2 separate regions of the Homo sapiens genome follow, and region 2 is linked to region 1. Evidence: read pairs that join two places in POLR2A ChIA-PET (ENCODE). Cell type or tissue: GM12878. All regions are shown on one strand. Links, peaks and the distances in the headings refer to the core of each region. The heading gives the core; the rest is flanking DNA.

Region 1 (10,050 bases), core at 43-8,042:
AAACTGAAGGGCCCGGACTATATCTCAGCAGTGGCAGGTCCCTGGGTCCTCTGTGGCTCCCCCTCCCCTCGGTGTCCCGGGCTGTCTCTCCTTGTGTGTGGCCCGGGGCTCAGCTCTGCCTGGTCCCCCCGGGGCAGTGGCACTCACGCCTGCTGGAAGCAGCGCATGCTGTCGAGGATGTTGAACTGCTGCCACCGCTTGGAGAAGTTCACTTTCCCGTCGATGTAGTCTGGGTTTCCCAGGTGAACGAAGGTCAGGTCCTGCAGGATCAGCCCCCTGGGAGGACGGGTTAGGCAGCCTGTTACTGCTACGGGGTTTGGAAGCAGCAAGGGCTAGAGACATGTGTCAGGCGCTAGGACTCGCAGTGAGCAGCTTCCAAACCCCAGAGCAAACCAAAGAGCCAGTCTGAGGTGTCTGTTTCCCAGAACAAACTCCCGCCTCAGCCTCTGGCCTCTGGCTCCACAAGCACCTGCTGGGGACCTCGGAAGCCAGTATGCTGATGAGGAGCCTGAGGGTGATGCGGCTGCCATGGCTCAACCCATAAGGGCGAAGCTGTGGGCTGCTAAAGTAACATTAACAAATGAGCAGTAAAAAAAAAAAATAACAAAACCCAAACCAGGGGGCAGGGGCAGAGATCTCCTTTTATTAACAGGTGTGGTGGGCTGGGTGCAATGGCTCACACCTGTAATCCCAGTACTATAGGAGGCTAAGGCAGGAGGATTGAGCTCAAGAGTTTGAGAACAGCTAGGCTGGGTGTGGTGGCTCACACCTGTAATCCCAGCATTTTGGGAGGCCAAGGTGGGAGGATCACCTGAGGTCAGGAGTTTGAGATCAACCTGGCCAACATGGTGAAACCCTGTCTCTACTAAAAATACAAAAAGTAGCCGGGCATGGTGGTGCACACCTGTCATCCCAACTCGGGAGGCTGAGGCAGGAGAATCACTTGAACCTGGGAGGCGGAGGTTGCAGTGAGCCAAGATTGCGCCACTGCCTGGGTAACAAGAACGTAACAAGAACTCCAGCCTGGGTAACAAGAACGTAACTCTGTCTCAAAAAAAGAAAAAAAAAAAGAGTTTGAAACCAGCCTGGGCAACATAGCAAGACCTCGTCCCTACAAAAAATACAAAAATTAGCTGGGCATGGTGGCGTGTACCTGTAATCCCAGCTACTAAGGAGACCGATGTGGGAGGATTCCTTGAGCCCAGGAGTTCAAGGCTGCAGTGAGCTATGATTGCACCACTGCACTCCAGCCTGGGTGACAGAGACTCCGTCTTTATTAAACAAAGAAACTGGCTGGGTGTGGTGACTCCTGCCTGTAATCCCAGCACTTTGGGAGGCCAAGGCAGGTGGATCACCTGAGGTCAAGAGTTTGAGACTAGCCTGGCCAACATGGTGAAACTCCGTCTCTACTAAAAAAAATACAAAAAAAAAAAATTAGCCAGGCGTGGTTGCGCATGCCTGTAGTCCCATCGACTACTCAGGAGGCTGAGGTGGGAGAACTGCTTGAACTCAGGAGGCAGAGATTGCAGTGAGCCAAGATCATGCCACTGCATACCAGCCTGGGTGACAGAGTGAGACTCCATCACAAACAAAGAAACAAAGAAACAAACAAGGTGTAGTAACTTAATAGGTGCTTCTGACTGCAGAGGACTTAAGGCCAGATGAGAAAGACAGGGGCAGTTCCTCCACTCAGGGAGAACTCAGCTTGAGGGAGCAGATGTAGAGCCACAGTGGGAAAGACTGTTAGTGCTCAGAGCAGGAAGCCTGGGGATTTGTATCTCTGAGGGTTGAGGCCTCGAGGGCAGCCCTGCAGTAACCCTATAGGATGTGCCATTGAACACTCAGCACTGGGATGCTGCTGCGCTTTTGGTCTCTTGGAGATTCTCAGTGTCTACTAGTATATACTAAAGGCTCTCGTAAGTCCTGCAACAGACACTTGTTTGGTTTTGGTTATTCCGCTACGTCCCTTTTCTATGAAACACATATTTCCTCTCGCCCATGGTCCACGCTCAGGAAGCACTTTCTGAACTTCTTTACACCAAGGCTCTCAAGGTCCCTGGGTGGCCGTGCATCCTCAGGTTGTTCTAATGCGCAGCCACGTGTGAGGACACTGGAATACTGTGTGATGCCATGTGTGGGGAGAGGAGCCATACATCTGTCACAAGCATGGCTGCACATGCTCACGGGCAGGCTACAGAAGGAAATGAGAGTGGGGCTGGGGGCTGGGAAAGGAGAACCCGTATTCTTCACCTGAGCGCTTCTTTTCTGTTTAAACTGTATTATAAGAAGCATTATATATTATATTATATATATGTATTGTATATTATGCATTATAACTGTATTACAAGAACCTTAAGTAAAACCAAGTACAAATGTCTCCGTTAGAAACCCCTAAATTAAGATTTCTCTGCTGGAGCCTGACAGATCTTCCCCAGAGCAATGGAGGCAAACCCAGGCGGGGCTGGGGGCCTGGAGGGGCTGCTACTCACAGGTACGGGATGCACGGCGGTTCCACCTCCGAGAGGGCGGCCCGGTAGGCTCGGAAGGAGGACGAGCTGTCGATCAGTGTGCAGTACTCGGCCAGGCCCTGGCAGGACAGGACAGGACAGGACCGGACAGGGGTGAGCGAGTGCTGGGGCAATGCTGGGGCAGAGCCCTGGTCCTCCTCACTAACTGGAGGGTCAACCACCCTCTGCCCAACTCCACAGGTCCCACTACGCACAAACACCCAGCCAGGTGTGGGTCCTGGCCCTGGCCAGCAGGGATTCTGTCCTTTTCAACGAGTGTCAGCCCAACCCCTGGTCACAGGGGACTTCAGGCCGTTTTGTGGAGAAACACCCCACAGTACTCATTGTGCCTGGGCAGCCAGCGCTTGTGTGTATACGACATCCCGGAAGATGGGCTCCTGCCTGGCCCTGTTCGGCGGTGCAGCCAGAGGAGCTTCCCAGGCACACACTGAGTGGCGTCACTCCTGACTCGGAGCTGCCTTTGCTCTGCCCTGTACTCAGGGAGGACCAACTAAAGATAGCATGTGACCTCGCCCTCCCCAGGGCTGGGTGGCTTCTCTCCTGCAGGGGTGGGGGGCTCCCACCTAGGAGACTCAGCCAGCCCTGCCCCACTCAGAAGGCCCCTCTCCTGCCTCTTCTCCTGTTACGTGCCTCTCCCTGAAGTGCTGCCTCCTGAGGACCCCCCATGCAGAGGCCGTGTGAATTTCCCACCTCTCCCCATACACTAGCTTACAACCATCCCTGAACATGGGCTTGAACAAGAAGACCCTGGGTGGCCTGGCTGACACCCGGGTCTCTGACATGACCCCTGGGTGGCCTGGGTCACACTCGGGTTCCTGACACGACCCCCAGGTGGCCTGGCTGACGCTCGGGTTCCTGACATGACCTCTGGGTGGTCTGGTCACACTCAGGTCCCTGACACAATCCCTGGGTGGCCTGGCTGAACTTGGGTCCCTGACATGACCCCTGGGTGGCCTGGCTGACACTCAAAAGCCATGGGTTTTGCCCCCATTTGCAATATTATTTCCCTACACAGGATAAAGGTCCAACTCCTCACCAGGCTCCTGAGGCTCTCATGACCTAGAACTGGTCCCCTTCTCCCGGGATGTGGTCCCCTGGCCTCCTCCTGTCCCTGGAGGTGCTGACCCCCACCTGCTCCTGGCTGTGCACTCCTTTGTCCCCTTTGATTCTCTTCCCTTCCCAGGAAACTCCTCCTCCTCTGCAGATGGTGGCATGAGTGACACTTCCTCTGGGCTGGCCCACCTGCCCACCCTTCTTCTTTTAGTGCTTATCTAGCAGAAACTCACCCAACATCATGTTGGGCTGTTCACAGTGCGTCCCCAGCACCTACCGCAGTGCCCGGCCCGAAGCAGACCCTTCAGAAGAACGGGCTGAGGGCGGGCGGGGGAGGCGGGAACCCAGGGATGGGCCTGCTGGGTGGCAGCAGAACACCGGGATGTGACCACCCCAGAACCAACCTCGAAGCTCCCGGGGGCCTGAAGATTGGGGATCAGAGACAGGAAGGCGGGAGGGCAGCTGTTCTGGTCACACAGCATGTCGGTGGCAGAGCAGGGGCCTAGGCCCAGCATTTGCTCCAGTGGGAGCACTTTCTGCCACAGCTAGTCGCCTGAGGGCTGGGCGGCCCCCCTTACCAGCCACCCTCCCGCCCACGCCCCAAGGCCACTCACCTCTGAAGTCTGCTTCTGCCACTCCAGCCTGCGGATGGGCGCCGAGTCCAGGGCAGAGAGGATGGCCAAGTAGGAGTTGAAGTTATTCAGCTTCCGCAAGTGCTGCCGAGAGAGGGGCGGTGCCGTGAGGCAGGAGGGCAGGCGGGTCCCGGGCTCCCAGAGCAGGGACTGATGATGGGGGCCTGGGAAGGACTTGGCCACCATTACCTTCATGATCTTGATGAACTTCAAGAGCAGCCGTTCCCTGTCCTGGGCCTTTTCCTGTAACATGATTATGGACCGGACCCTGCATGGACCAAGGGAAAAAGAAACAGCTGAGTTGACAAGTCCCTGCAGGTCCCAGGGGTCCTGGTGGAGACAGGACCTGTACGACCCCCATGCCAGTGGCCACGAGCCCACCCCTACTGAATACCTGCAGCCTGCCCCAGGCATAGATCTAGTTTCTGCTCTCCAGGAGCTCATAACATCCTGGGACAGAGGCACAAGGAAATCTGGTGACAATAAATCTGGTGACCATAAGGAAATCTGGTGAAGGCCCAAAGGGGGCTTCGAATCTGCAGGTGGAGCATGGGAGGATGAAAGCAGAGCCTTTCCTGACAAGCATGGGCCCCAAGTACCAGGGGGCTGGGCAAGTTCCTTGTGTGATGCAGGACTGGCTCGGGGAGACCCGCTAGCACGTGAGGTAAGAGGTCACCTTGGGCAGCCACGAGGGAAGGAAACTCTCAGAACCTTAGTAGCAACCAAAGCCGAGACCAAAGCCAAAGGCCAGTCTCATCTGTGTGATAAATGCAGCAGGGATGTCACCCTGGCCTCAATTTCCTGTGGTTCACAGGGGCCACTACCAGGGTCACTTGGAGGTGGTGCCGCACTTTGCACTGCTGGTTCTTCTTTTTTATTTAAGAGACAGGGTCTTGATCTGTCACCCAGTGCTGTGAGTATATCTCACTGTAGTCTTGAACTCCTGTTCTCAACTGATCCTTCTGCCCCAGCTTCCCGAGTAGCTGGGACTATAGGTGTGCACCACTGCTCTTGGCTAATTTTAATTTTTTGTAGGGGGGGGGCGTCTCTCTATGTTGTCCAGGCTGGTCTCGAACTCCTGCGCTCAAGTGACCCTCCTGCCTCGGCCTCCCAAAGTCCTGGGATTATAGATGTGAGCCACTGCACTCGCACCTCTGTGCAGCCAGGCCCTGTGGAGTGTGCCCCTGAGCTTCTTGCACCCAGCCAGAGGCTGGTGTCAGAAGCCAGGCTTGGGGCCTTGTGTGCAGCTTCCGTCTGCTTTAGAAACCACATCCTGTTGGGCAAAACCCTACGCTGGACTGCCATAGCTAAACATGCTTTTCCCCAGGATGGAGTGCTTCTGTGGGGAGGAAGATAGGCAAACGGGAGATGATCTCGGGGCCTTTAAAACACATCAGACATTCTCCTGGAGGCAACAGTGGGTGGGTGGGGGTGGCACAGCTGCTGAGCTCTAGGGGGTCCTGCCTGATGCTGAGCTGCTATGGGGGCTTTGTCGCCTCTTGAAGAGACAAGAGCTCTGGTTTATAAACACATTACTGGGATTCATTTTGCTTTAAGAATTAAAGACTAGGCTGGGAGCGGTGGCTCATGCCTGTAATCCCAGCACTTTGGGAGGCTGAGGTGGGTGGATCACGAGGCCAGGAGGTTGAGACCACCCTGGCTAACACGGTGAAACCCTGTCTCTACTAAAAATACAAAAAATTAGCTGGGTGTGGTGGCGAGCACCTGTAGTCCCAGCTACTCTGGAGGCTGAGGCAGGAGAATGGCGTGAACCCGGGAGGTGGAGCTTGAGGGGAGCCAGAGCTTGCAGTGAGCCGAGATTGCGCCACTGCACTCCAGCCTGGGCGGCAGAGCCAGACTCCGTCTCAAACACACACACACGCACGCACACACACACACACACACCTGCAGAGCAAGACTCTGTCTCAAACACACACACACACACACACACACACACCTGCAGAGCCAGACTCCGTCTCAAACACACACACACACACACACCTGCAGAGCAAGACTCCGTCTCAAACACACACACACACACACACCCACCTGCAGAGCGAGACTCCGTCTCAAACACACACACACACACACCTGCAGAGCGAGACTCCGTCTCAAACACACACACACACACACACCTGCAGAGCGAGACTCCGTCTCAAACACACACACACACACCTGCAGAGCGAGACTCCGTCAAACACACACACACACACACACCTGCAGAGCGAGACTCCGTCTCAAACACACACACACACACCTGCAGAGCGAGACTCCGTCTCAAACACACACACACACACACACCTGCAGAGACTCCGTCTCAAACACACACACACACACACACCCCTGCAGAGTGAGACTCCGTCTCAAACACACACACACACCTGCAGAGCGAGACTCCGTCTCACACACACACCTGCAGAGCGAGACTCCGTCTCACACACACACCTGCAGAGCGAGACTCCGTCAAACACACACACACACACACACACCTGCAGAGCGAGACTCCGTCTCAAACACACACACACACACACACACACCTGCAGAGCGAGACTCCGTCTCAAACACACACACACACCTGCAGAGCGAGACTCCGTCTCAAACACACACACACACACCTGCAGAGCGAGACTCCGTCTCAAACACACACACACACACACACCTGCAGAGTGAGACTCCGTCTCAAACACACACACACACACACACACACACACCCCTGCAGAGCGAGACTCCGTCTCAAACACACACACACACACACCTGCAGAGCGAGACTCCGTCTTACACACACACCTGCAGAGCGAGACTCCGTCTCAAACACACACACACACACACACCTGCAGAGCGAGACTCCGTCTCAAACACACACACACACCTGCAGAGCGAGACTCCGTCTCAAACACACACACACACACACACACCTGCAGAGCGAGACTCCATCTCAAACACACACACACACCTGCAGAGCGAGACTCCGTCTCAAACACACACACACACACACACACGAATTAAAGACTAAATGCAAACATTAACGTTATAGAGCCCACTCCTTTGCTAACTGTTCTGTCAGGCAGAGTCAGTGTGAGCATCAGCTTGAGATTGCCTGGCAGTGACCAGGGCAGGAGGGCAAACTCACGCCCTTCCCAACACCACCTATGGCAGACATCGCTCCTCGACCCTGGCACTCTTCCCTGCTGAGCCTCCTCGACCAGGTGGCCACTTCCAGCAAGCCCCATCCTGTCCCTGCCCCTGTCCTCAGCCTGTCAGTGCTCATGGGAACCCCCAGGAGCTTAGCGGAATGAAAGAGGCAGCTCCTTCTCCTACCATTCAAGCTCCCTGCAAAGGAAAACGCAGAGCCCACCCAGACGTGCCACCATCCAGAGCAACAGGGCTTGGCGCTGGGCCTCTCTTACCAGTAGGACATGTTGTTGAAGTGCTCCGTGAACTGGGTCAAGTTGGGGCTCTTCTCCTCATTCTGCTCTTTTGCCCAAAGCAAAACCTCAGGAATCTACAAAAGGAAAGAAGGCAGATGGAGGTGGAGCCCCGGCTTTCCCCTGATGGGGGTTTCTCTCATTCAGGGACAAACAGTGTGGCTCCCCCTGGCAGGAGCAGCCTGTACCTCTATTTTATAGAAGAGCTCAGCATCCAGCAGCGTTAGCTGCTCCGCTATCTCATGGCTGTGAAAGTCGTGCAAGGTCCCCGGCCTGGAAGACAGAGGTGTGAGAAGAGCCGTCAGGGGTGGGGAGGCCGGTGGGGAGGGCTGAGCAGGCCCGGGCTGCGGGCGTCAGAGCAGGAGAGCCTCTCTGCCCAGCAGGAGCGTGGAGGCTACAGGGCGGGGAAGCCCCAAAAGGCTCCCTGGGGCCCTAATGGCCTCCTGCCTCTCTCCGGGACGACACTGTCTGCCTTTCTCTCCTGCTTCTGCTGGGTATGTCCAGCAGCTTCTGGAATCAGAAGCCTGAGTTTCCCTCGTGAGCTCATGGACAGTTGAGATGCCAAGAAGGCTCGCTCACGGCTGGAGCCCACTTCCAGGTGGCCAGCAAGAACAGAGATGGTGCCAAAGAAACGAAGGCTATGCGCTCACTGGAAGGAGCCCACTACTCAACAGACATGTATAGGTGCAAATGACACTCACCGTCGGTGTCGAGGGGACGGGCCACAGACTGGCATCAACCACTGCCATGTTCGTGCTGGGACAACCCAGAACTGACCACAGCCCAGGGTGTGTGCACTCCTGCCCTGTCCTATGAAGCCCCATGCCCTGCTGCCCGCTTCCTGGTCACAAAGGGATCACCACCCAATATGTGCCTCCTGGAGAAGAGGCCCAGCCCCCAGGGATCCACGGGGCTGTTCCTGAGGCACCTCATCAAAGGGCCTGTGCAGAACCAGGATGGGGCTGTGGGGCTGGCAGGGAGGGAGGGTAAACTGAGAAAGGCACGGCTCCTGGGGAAGAGGCAGGGCTGGAGAGGTGGGCTTCTCACCTGGCTGCTACCCCCCGGGCTGCCAGGGGCTGGCTGGAGGTGGCACACCTGAGTAGCTTCTTCTGGTCCACCTTGTCCAGGATGTTCTTCCGGAGCACACGGGCCAGGCTCAGCTCCCCATTGCACACCAGGCGGAAGACCAGTTCCATCAGCAGCTTCAGGATCTCTTCTGTCAACTCCACCAGGCTGAAGGACAAAAGAGCACAAGGTGAGGAGCAGGAACGCAAGGCCCAGGCAGAGTCTGTCTTTGCCTTGAGACACACAAAGGGCACGGGGCTGTGACCGGCACAGAGCTGGCTGGGAAATTTCTCATGGGAAGAGAGCAGGAGACGAGAGCCTGGGATGGCTGCCTGTGTCCTTGGAGGTGTTGGGATGGTCACAAGCACCTGCCACACACTCAACAGCCATCTGTTGGCGCTGGACAAGCGCCAGTGACTGTGCTGGGGCCTGGGCTGCAGGGACAAGTCCTACACGAATCCCGCCCTGGGGAGCTGCTGCTCCCATTGGGCAATGAGACACCAAGACTTCCCGGCCTCTCAGACTAGATGCTCCCCAACTTGCCCTGCTGAGCACTGTCCACACGTGGCCATTTCCCAGCCGCACAGCCACTTACCATGGTCATCTCCCCCAGCAGGAGGAAGGCAGTCCGCCTGATGGAGATTTGTTAGCGGAACGGATATGGCCAAGTGCCATGCTGTCAGATGGCCAGCCATGGAAACACTGAGGAGCGAGGGAGAGGTGGCCTCTCCCATTCCAGCCTCCACACAGCCTCCACCATGGCTGGCGGCTGAGAGCACGGCCTGCTGGAGACTGGACCTAAGATACCATGGGAGCAGGTGCGTTGGGCGGGTTCTCTCCTGAGGGTCCAGGAGGGACCTCATGAGGAAATCCAGGGCCTGGGTGCAGGGTGGAGAGACACCTCACCCATCTCACCCTGGTCTATCGGGCACAGGCCATTCTCTCAAAGGACCAAGATAGAGCAGGCAAGAGCCAGCTCTGCCCAGAGCCGATGGGCAGGAGAAGCAGGTGGAATGGAGCCTTTGCCTCCCCACTGGCCCCCAGGACCCCAAGGGTGAAGCACTCACCAGAGCTCATCCACCACCCGTACCAGCACGAAGAACGTGTTCTTGCTGACGCGCTTCTTGAATGTGTCGGCAAAGGGAGAGAATTTCTCATATGTGGAGCACGGGTTAAAGAAATAGCCATGTGGTCGGCTGAGGGTGGTGGAGTGGAGGACTGACTCCTGGTGACCACTCACTGAGCGCTCACAATGTGCCCATCTTCCTGCATGTAAAGCACTGGCATCCAGAAACGAGGGCACGGGACTAGCGCAGTGGAACAACTGCAAAGCCAGGATTTGAGCAC
Region 2 (10,050 bases), core at 973-8,972, 130 kb after region 1:
ATTTCACAGATTCCTCAGAGAGGGGCAGGGATCAACGCTAGGCATTTAGTTGGAGGGCTGGATCCAGCCCCCAAATCTTTATCCTTGGCTAGGAAAACCTCTGCTACCCATTTCCTCATGACCAGAGGAGGCAGGAGGGCAGTGTGAAGGAATTGGCTTTGAAGGCCAGCTGGCCTGGTTTGAATCTATGGGGGCACTTCCTAGCTGAACAACTTTGGGATAGAAACTAAACCTTTCCACACCTTGTATTTTCACATACATTCATGTGTACCATTATGCTGTCTACTTCATGGGTAGTTTAAAGGTTAAATAAGAATTCAGACTTGGGAGGCTGAGGTGGGAGGTTGAGGCAGGAGAATCATTTGAGCCCAGGAGGTCAAGACTGCAGTGATTTGTGATCACACCACTGCACTCCAGTCTGGGCCACAGAGCGAGAACCCATCTCTAAAAAACTAAACTAAAATAAAGATGTTTAAAATTTGTTGGTACACAGCAGATACTCAATGAGAATAGCTGTCACTGTTTTTATTATTATTACCTATAAATCTCCAAGCTTTAGATACAATACATTGAAAAAAATTATTTACCCTCACTAGGGATTTTCTCCCCCATATCAGAGTAAGATCCACTGCAATATTCTAGTAAATAATCATTCTCTTAGTATAATTAAAATAAAATTTATCTTACAAACATCTGTACCTCAGGAATAATTTTTTTTTTTAAGAGACAGGGTCTCCCTATATTGCCCAGGTGGCCTCAAACTCCTAGGCTCAAGTGATCCTCCTGCCTCAGCCTCCCGAGTAGCTGGACTCCAGGAGGAATGATATTTTGATTGTGGAACATGACATAAGCCAGAGGGGTAATATTGTGGCCACTGAAGTAGGAAACATTTTAAGGAGTGCCTGTCCCTACACGCAAGACGCTGTTGGCTCCAGACGAACTCTGAGTCAGGATCCTGCAAGGCGGTGCTCACTTCTTGAAGGAGATTTTTTTTTTTTTTTAGATAGAAATGGCTCAGAAGGGAAGGGCTCGTGGATCCCTGTAATGTGCACACTCACCCACCCAGAACCAAAGAAACAGAGGCTGGGCTCTCAGGCGGGTACCCGGTAGCTCACACAAAGCTTTGTGTATGGAATTTGTCTGCTGGGAGGAAAGTCTGATGTTGGTCACTTCCCTCCTGGAGAAAAATACAACAATACGAGGAAGCGCCAAGCACTGTGGGAATGTTCCAAGTGTGAGTTCCAGCTCAGCCCAGAATATAAACAAAAGCGATGACCAGCCTGGAGGTCAGGCCTAGCAAAGCACTGAGGCAGAAAGTCTGGGAGGCACTCTTCTGTCTTCTGGGGTCCTCTAGACTCTGCCTTTTTTTTTTTTTTTTTTTTTTGAGACAGTCTCCCTCTGTTGTCCAGGTTGGAGTGCAGTGGTGCAATCACAGCTCACTGCAGCCTCCAACTGCTGGGCTCAAGCAATCCTCCTGTCTCAGCCTCCTGACTAGCTGGGACTATACGCACTTGCCACCATGCCTGGTTAATTAGTAAAATTATTTTTTGTAGAGATAGCATCTTGCTTGGTTGCCAGGCTGGTCTCAAACTCATGGCCTCAGGTGATCCTCGAGCCTCAGCCTCCCAAAGTGCTGGAATTATAGGCATGAGCCACCGAGTCTGGCCGAGACTGCTTTGAAGTAACTTTCCTGTCCAGGCCTGGAGGAAATCATCGAAGGCAAAGGCCACCACGTGTCGAATGTCATAGGAAATACAAGCTCAGGGACTCTCTTATGACACATCTGCAAACTTATAGATCAGTCTCAGAATGTCATAGCTGGAGGGGCCTCAGAGATTTACTCAACAAATACCAACACGGAGCTTGGGGAGGGTCGGATAACATGCACGAAGAATCACTTAGTTATCCCGGTGATCAGTGCTAAATTCAGGGTGGGGGACGCATGTCTAGCAGGGCGACCTAATCTAAGCTGGAAGTCAGGGAAGGGTGAGACTTGAAGGATGAGCAGAGCTGGACCAGGCAAAGGGGCAGTGTGTATGAAAGACCTGTGTAGCTGGAGGTATGTGCCCAGGGGAAGGCCGGGGGTCAGATGGGACAGGGCCTTATAGATCCAGGGCTTTGTCTCATGGGCTTTGGGGGTTCCTAAGGTGCCGGCAAACCACGTGTTCATTCTTCTGGGAAGAGAGGTCTATGGCTTTCACCAAAGTCTTAAGGAGTTTCAAGAGGTTAAGAATGGCCGGGCACGGTGGCTCACGTCTGTACTTAGGATCCCAGCACTTTGGGAGGCCAAGGTGGGCAGATCACAAGGTCAGGAGATAGAGACCATCCTGGCCAAGATGGTGAAACCCCATCTCTACTGAAAATACAAAAATTACCTGAGCATGGTGGTGAGCACCTGTACTCCCAAGCTACTCGGGAGGCTGAGGCAGAAGAATCACTTGAACCCGGGAGGTGGAGGTTGCAGTGAGTGGAGATTGCACCACTGCACTCCAGCCTGGTGACAGAGCGAGACTCCCTCTCAAAAAAAAAAAAAAAAAAAAGAGGTTAAGAACTACTGATCTAGCCCAACTCATTACAATAAAATGGAGAAACTGAGGTCCAGAGAAAAAAGACCTTTCACAGGAGGCTAGAGGCCCCAAGTCACTGACTCCCATTGCAGTGCTCTCCCACAGCTAGCCCGCCGACCCACGTCTGCAGGGGATGTGTCAACAACTACATATGCTGGCTCCCATCCCACTGGCCACTGCTGCTGGATCCCACACGAGGCTGCTTCTATCCAGGCAGGCCTAGAAGGACAATCTACGGAAATGAACTGCAAAGTCACCAGCCCATCTTTCTTGTGCAACCTAATCTGCAAAACACAGGGGCTCAGAACCTGTCCCTTGCTTCAGATTTCAAGGACCCCCCCAATGATACAGTTTCTGGCTTTTCAAGAAGCTTCATGGATGAGGCTGGTTCACTGAAGGGCAATCAGGGCTCAGCATCCAGCCTTCTGAAGAAGCTGTTTACTTGTTGTTCTTTACAAAGTCAGGACTTGGCCAGGAACTAAACGTAGCCCTCAGTATGGGAAAGGGAGAAATTTGGAAGACTTGGTGGAAAGTCTAAATATGTAAGGAGAATGCTTCTTAAACCCCTGATGTGGCCAGGCACTATGGCTCATGCCTGTAATCCCAGCACTTTGGGAGGCAGAGGTAGGTTGATTACTTGAGCCCAGGCGTTTGAGACCTGCCTGGGCAACATGGCAAAACCCTGTCTCTACAAAAAAAGGAAAAACATAATTAGCTAAGCATTGTGTTATGTGTGTCTGTAGTCACAGCTACTCGGGGGGCTGAGGTGAGAGAATGGCTTGAGCCTGCGAGGCAGAGGTTGCAGTGAGCCAAGATCGCGCCATTGCACTCCAGCCCGGGTGACAGAGGCAGACCCTGTCTCAAAAAAATAAAATAATAAAAACCCCTCGATGCTTCCTGTAATACTAAAGGTAGAAGTCCTAAGTACGTGGATTGGCATTCAAGGCCTTTTGGAGTCTGGCCCCAAATTACCTTTCCCACCTTCATCTCCCACTTCCTCACACGGCGACTGGACACTGTGCATAGCCGTGCACCTGCCTGCCTGCACTGTAGCTCCTGTCCCTCCTCTCCAGCGAGTCAAAGGAAACCTCACAGCCAACATCCAGTGGACTCTCAAAGATCAGTGTTGAGGGTCCCACAGCCTCGGGTCCCACAGCCTCTGCTTCACTTGGACCATGGCAGTATTGGAAGGGGTAATGCCCGCACTGGGGAAGACTCCAGCCCCTCTCCTGGCCAGCCCGCTGACCTCAGCCTCCAGGCTGTGATGCCTCTGCCCTTTACAACTCCCCGCCTCCAGATAAACTTGACAGAGCCACTCACTGCTGATGGCCCTCTGCACTGAGCTGCATGAGGATGAACACGGTCACAGCCTGCACTCTGGCTGTGCTCCTCAAGCTTGTAAAAATGCACCTGTCTCCCTTAAGAGGTGTGGAGTCCATACACAATGGGTACTCACTATCCACTGAACAAAAATTAGTGAGCGTCAGCTATGTGCCAGGCACCATTCTGGGCTCTGGTGAAATAGCAGCCGACAGGGAGCTTACCTCCCAATGAGGGAAAATATCATAAAAAAGAAGCAAATAGGCCAGGCGCGGTGGCTCACACCTGTAATCCTAGCACTCTGGGAGGCCAAGGCAGGCAGATTGCCTGAGCTCAGGAGTTCAAGATCAGTCTTGGCAACATGGTCCCTGTCTCTATTAAAAACACAAGATATTAGCGAGGCATGGTGGTGCATGCCTGTAATCCCAGCTACCGGGGAGGCTGAGGCAGGAGAATCGCTTGAACCCAAGAGGTTGCAGTGAGCCAAGACTGCACCACTGCACTCCAGCCTGTGCAACAGAGTGAGACTGTCTCAAAAAAAAAAAAAAAAGGCTACATTTAAAGGGGGAAAAAGAGCGGGGGATGAGGGACAGAAAGTGATGCGCACCCTATCTGTTATTCTGGGCCCAGTGGTTAGGGCTGACCTCTCTGGGTGGCATCTGAACAAAGATGTGAGGCAGCTAGGGATAGGGAGCAAAGGACACAGGAAGAGGAACTCATGTTTGCCCAGTTCTTCCAATCGAGTACTCCCCAGCATGAACTCACCAAAACCCTACCGCAGGATCCATCTTATCAATGAGAAACTGATTTTTAAAAGGAGATGGGTGAGCAACTTTTCCCAAGATCACATGATCAGCAAACGGTGGCACCAGCAGCCTTTAAACCGTGGCTCTTGTCCATGGCTTCTCAGCAGGTGCCCTACAATATCTGGGGAATGAATGTTCCAGTAAGAGAACGGCAAGTGCAAAGGCTCTGAGGGAAAGGAACACCTGGAAGAAGAGCACAAAAGCCAGTGTGGCTGGGACACAGTGACGGGGAGAGGGGTGTCAGGGAGTGAGTTAAGGGCCAGAGTCCAGGGCGCACACAGGCCACGTCGAGGACCTCGGATCGCTTCACATGTGTGGGGAAGCCCCAGGCAATCATAAAGAGGATCCATGTGATCCAGTTCACACTCTGGCTGTGAAATGCAGAATGAATGGCTGTGAGTTGGGAGAAGAAACCAAGAAGCCGGTTAGGAAGGCATGGGGCAGTCCAGGGAGAAACGGCGGTGGCCTGGAGTAAGGGGTCAGCAGAGGAGGTACTAAGAAGGACCAGTCAGGATTTATTGGAGTAAATCGCAGGGGTTTACCGAGGGACTGGATGTGCGCTGGGAGAGAGGAGGCAAGGACACCCTCATTGTTTTCTCATCCAAACCAAGATTTCTAAGCCTGAACAATCGGATCAAAAATGGCATTATTTACTGTGATAGGGGAACCCAAGGTGAGTTACCAGGCAGAGAGTGAAGGGGAGAACCAAGAGTTCTGGTTCAGGTGCATAATGTCCTAAAGAGGGGCTGGAAACATGCATTTGAGAAGGACCAGTGTTTAGCTAGCTGGCTTAGTGCCACGGGACTAGGCTGCCTGTTCCCAAATGGCAATTCAGGAGACAGAAGAGCCCAAAACAGAAGGCTGAGATGAAACCCTTTACAGAGCACGTACACTTGATGCTGTAAAATTACTCATGGGAGTACTGCGTGACTTCAGATATAATTTAAATTTTAGAGGTTGTGGCTTTTTGTGTGTGTGTGTGAGACAGGGTCTCACCATGTTGCCTAGGCTGGACTTGAACTCCTGGGTTCAAGTGATCCTCCCACCTCAGCCACCAGAGTAGCTGGAACTACAGGCACATGCCACGGTGCTTGGCAAAATTTTAGTTTTCACGTTCTGGATGCTTAGTTTGTAAATGTCTTGCTTATCATGACTAATATGTCATCCAAATTAATCAGCTAATATCCCAAGGCACAATATACATTCAGAGTGAGATTCACCAAAGAGTTTTCTTCCCAACTGCTCAGCTTCTGGCCATCTCTTGTCAGGGCTCATTAGATCACTGTTGTTTTTCCCTCGCAATACTGCTGACAAGAAGCATGAACTGGAAGCAGAAGTGTCACCATTTTCTTGTTCACGTGTACTTATACTACTAGAAAAGTCTTCAGTCTGTGATGTCTTTTTGGGGCTATTATTAAGCTACTTCTCTATTTTATAAGGGTTTGTTTCAATACTGGGCAGCGGCTTCAACCTAGCTCTTCAACCCAGCTGGACAAGTCACATAAACCCTTCAGGGCTTTTTTTTTTTTTTTTTTTTTTTTTGAGACAGTCTCACTCTGTCACCCGGAGAGATAGTAGTAAGCTGATGTTCATTAGGCACTTAGCCCATGCAGTACCAGGCTCCTTTCTGTGTATTTTACTCTCGTGGTTGCATTAGATCCTCACGATAAGAGAAGGATACTGTTACTGTTCTCATTCTACAGAGGAGGAAACTAAGACACAGAGCTTTTCTTTGAGATCTGAAAGAGTTAAGATTTGTACATAGTCATACACCGAATTGGGGCAAAGTTAGGGGAATAGTTCATCTGACTATTGCCCACACAGCTATATTTTCTTCTTTTCTTTCTTTCTTTTTTTTTTTTTTTTGAGACAAGAGTCTCACTCTGTCACCCAGGCTGAAGTACAGTGGCACGATCTCAGCTCACTGCAACCTCCCCCTTCTGGGTTCAAGCGATTCTCCTGCCTGAGCCTCCCGATTAGCTGGGACTACAGGCATGGGCCACCACACCCAGCTAATTTTTGTATTTTTAGTAGAGACAGGGTTTCATCATGTTGGCCAGGCTGGTCTCAAACTCCTGACCTCAGGTGATCCGCCCACCTTGGCCTCCCAAAGTGCTGGGATTACAGGCGTGAGCCACCGTGCCCAGCCTTGGGCCTCAGTTTTCTCATCTGTAAAATGAGGCCACTGTCACCTCCTTCCAGTGCTTTTGAGAGGATTAAATACACATAGCACAGCTCCTGGCATTACTGCACAGAAATTCTTTGTTACGTCATCATCATCATCATTATTATTATAAGGGCAACCTTTTATCTTACAGGTAAGTCCCTATGACCCTTCCAATTCCTCTCCAGACTTTGAGTGGTGGTTCCAAAGATACCCCCCACCTCTACCAGCAGTGTCACCCAGGGAACTCGCTAGAGATGCTCATTCTCAGCCCAACCACAGACCTACTGAATCAGAAACCAGGCGCCAGAGCCCAGAAACCTCCAGGTGCTGACGTTTGAGAGCCACCGAACAGGCAGGCAGCATTCTGGGTACCCGGCAGGTCCTCAGGACAGCGACCACCTGGCCCCAGATGACCCTGTCAGCAACACCTGCCAACATCACAGGCTGCAAGTTATCAATTTGTCACAAACATCAAGCTTCTTACCTGTCTTTCTGGCTGTTTCCTTTAACCTCCTCCCACAGTATATCACTTGCATAAAAAATGAAACTTCTTAGAAAAATCCTATGCCTGTATCTTTTCCACAGCAACAGAAAAAAAAATCTCTGTCCAAGTTAACCAAGACAAGTGTCCCTATATAATTATTTTTCCAACTTTCTCTATAAAACTTAAATTGACAAAAATACTAATATCCCTTTTATCCATTCCAAAGAATAACAATTTGAGATTTGATGTGATTTTTACCTTAAGATAATGTGATCTGGTTGTTATATGTACATGTTTATGTTTCTTGAACCAAACCATCCCAGATTTTGATGCTTCTAGGAGTGACTGGAACATGCCAAGTAGCAGATGCCCATGGGAGAACGGAGCCCCAGACAATCCCACCGACCCTCCCGCAGACTCCATGGACTTGACCTGCATTAGAACAGGCTGTGGACCTGAAGCAGTTCTCTCACTGCAAACCCAGACCCTCTCCAGTGCGAATTTGTGGAACGCGATAGATGTTAATGATTACTCCCTCAGTGTTTTCTCATCCAAATCAGGACATTTCGAAGGGGGTAGGGAGGACTCTGTTAATAATGATGCCAGGACAGCAGGCAGAAGCCGGGAAGTGTGCTCATCCCTCCATCTGTCACGCGCTCTGTCAGCACGGTGATCCTCAGGGTAATTTTCCTCTGGTGTCCGGATATCTAACTAAGAGGCTAGAAGAGAGGTGCATTGACAAGCAAAAATCCAGAGTCCAACCCTTCAGTCTAAGGCGAAGTCTCGTTTGGAGGGGTGTACTTGGACCCAGTCACAGCAAGCTCCATGAGGGCAGGAGACCTGACTTCTTTACCAGTGTTCCAGGCATCTATTGCCACCAACTGTATGGAATAGTCGCCGAAGAATTCAGCTCGAAGACGGGTCAGTGGCTTATACTGTATCTCCCTGATTCTAAGTCACAGACATTTGGCCCTCTGTAGCCATGGGTTCTGCATCTGTGGATTCAACCAACCTCAGGCAAAAAAAAAAAATGGATGGTTGTGTCTGTAACTGAAACACGTAGACTTTTTTCTTGTCAATATTCCCTAAGTAAGATGGTATAGCACCTATTTATATAGCATTTCCACTGTATTAGGTATTGTAAGTAATCTAGAGATAATTTAAAGCATATGGGAGGATGCATAGGTTATCTGCAAGTACTATGCCATTTTGCATCAGGGACTTGAGCATCTGTGGATTTTGGTATCCACTGGGGGTCCCAAAAATCAATCTCCCTTGGATACTGTAGTTTTTCACAGCTTCACTTTTGAAATCAAGGTGCGTTTTATAATCCACCTGCTAATGTATTTTCTCCTTTGTTTCCTGAGAAACATTAAATCGATAACGCCTTACATGTCTTATATGTGTTGGTGTCTTAGTGTCAAAAAAAAACCCCAAGGTAATTGGTTATCACCCAGATTCATAGAGAGACGTGTTAATGATACTCGTGGGAACAGAGACCCTATCGTGGCCATCTCCAGGTGGCGCTCCCACTCACACAGCGGTACCATGCCACCTAACAGGGCCTGCCAGGCTGGAAAATTCTTGGAGAGGGCCTTGATCTTGCTTTTGCCTAGATCGTCCTCTCTTTTCCCCTCCCCCAAGCCAGTGATACCTTCTCAAGAACGTGGCGATAGCCTGGAATCCTGCCAAACAGCTCTGGAGTAAGTGCCATCTGTGTTGTCAACTCAGAGAGAGTAAGTGCTGCTGATGGATCCAGGCAGAGCCCTCGGAGGGAAGCCAATGCAGAGCTTGAGAGTCTTTACTAACAGCCGACATGAGCCAAGCACTAACTACGCGCCAAGCTATATCACCACCAGGGGCTAGAGCTCAACTAGACATTTAGGCTCCCAGGGACTTCCATCGGCCCCTGATGGGAATGGGAGCTTGCCAGGGGACAGCAGGGGCCCAGTACAGCTGAAAGGCCCAGGTCCAAGATGACTGGGTCCCCATCCAGAGGTGCAGGATCTGCCCTGGATTAAAAGCTTCATGGGCTGGGCATGGTGGCTCCCACCTGTAATCCCAACACTTTGGGAGGCTGAGGCGGGAGGATTCCTTGAGCCCAGGAGTTTGAGGCTGCAGTGAGCCATGATCACACCACTGCACTCCAGCCTGGATAACAGAGCAAAACCCTATCTCTATTTAAAAAACAAAACAAACAAACAAACAAAAACAACGGGGCGGGGGGCAGGCATGGTGGCTCACGCCTGTAATCCCAGCACTTTGGGAGGCTGAGGCTGGCAGATCACTTGACATCAGGAGTTTGAGACCAGCCTAGCCAACATAGTGAAACCCTGTCTCTACTAAAAATATAACAATTAGCCAGGTGTGGTGGTACATGCCTGTAGCCCCAGCTACTCAGGATGCTGAGGCAGGAGAATCACTTGAACCCAGCAGACGGAGGCTGCAGTGAGCCGAGATCACACCATTGCACTTCAGCCTGGGTGACAGAGCGAGACTCCGTCTCAAATAAATAAATAAATAAATAAAAATTTTAAAAAGATATTTAAGATTAAATTATGTAATTATATAAACATTGAAAAAACTGTGGTAAAGTACACATAACATTTGCCATCTTAATCATTTTAAAGTGATTACCACTTATTACCACTTCAGTGGTAATAAGTAACATTCATAATGTGCCATCATCACCAGCAGCCATCTCCA

The links. Peaks named below come from ENCODE experiments on the same cell type or tissue, not always from the same donor. Only the 100,000 strongest peaks of a DNase experiment are listed, where the experiment ranks them.
Region 2: POLR2A ChIA-PET joins it to region 1 with 10 read pairs; 6 of 35 experiments call an interaction of 5 or more read pairs at or near these places.

What each region holds. Positions count from the first base shown.
Region 1 is chr9:131,580,116-131,590,165 of GRCh38, forward strand. It overlaps RAPGEF1 (Rap guanine nucleotide exchange factor 1), which reads right to left. Exons shown (of 27, transcript NM_001377935.1): 19 at 9,771-9,863; 20 at 8,686-8,871; 21 at 7,827-7,911; 22 at 7,621-7,715; 23 at 4,403-4,481; 24 at 4,196-4,297; 25 at 2,490-2,587; 26 at 148-276. Among named protein-coding and RNA genes, the nearest start is that of PRRT1B, 40 kb to the left of the region's middle. RefSeq lists an enhancer at 9,235-9,734. In GM12878, for the core only: no CTCF peak of the experiment used is centred there; no DNase peak of the experiment used is centred there.
Region 2 is chr9:131,713,344-131,723,393 of GRCh38, forward strand. The region is part of intron 1 of RAPGEF1 (Rap guanine nucleotide exchange factor 1); the gene reads right to left. Among named protein-coding and RNA genes, the nearest start is that of RAPGEF1, 22 kb to the right of the region's middle. RefSeq lists an enhancer at 9,353-9,852. In GM12878, for the core only: no CTCF peak of the experiment used is centred there; no DNase peak of the experiment used is centred there; H3K4me3 peaks cover 1,090 bases; H3K27ac peaks cover 2,861 bases.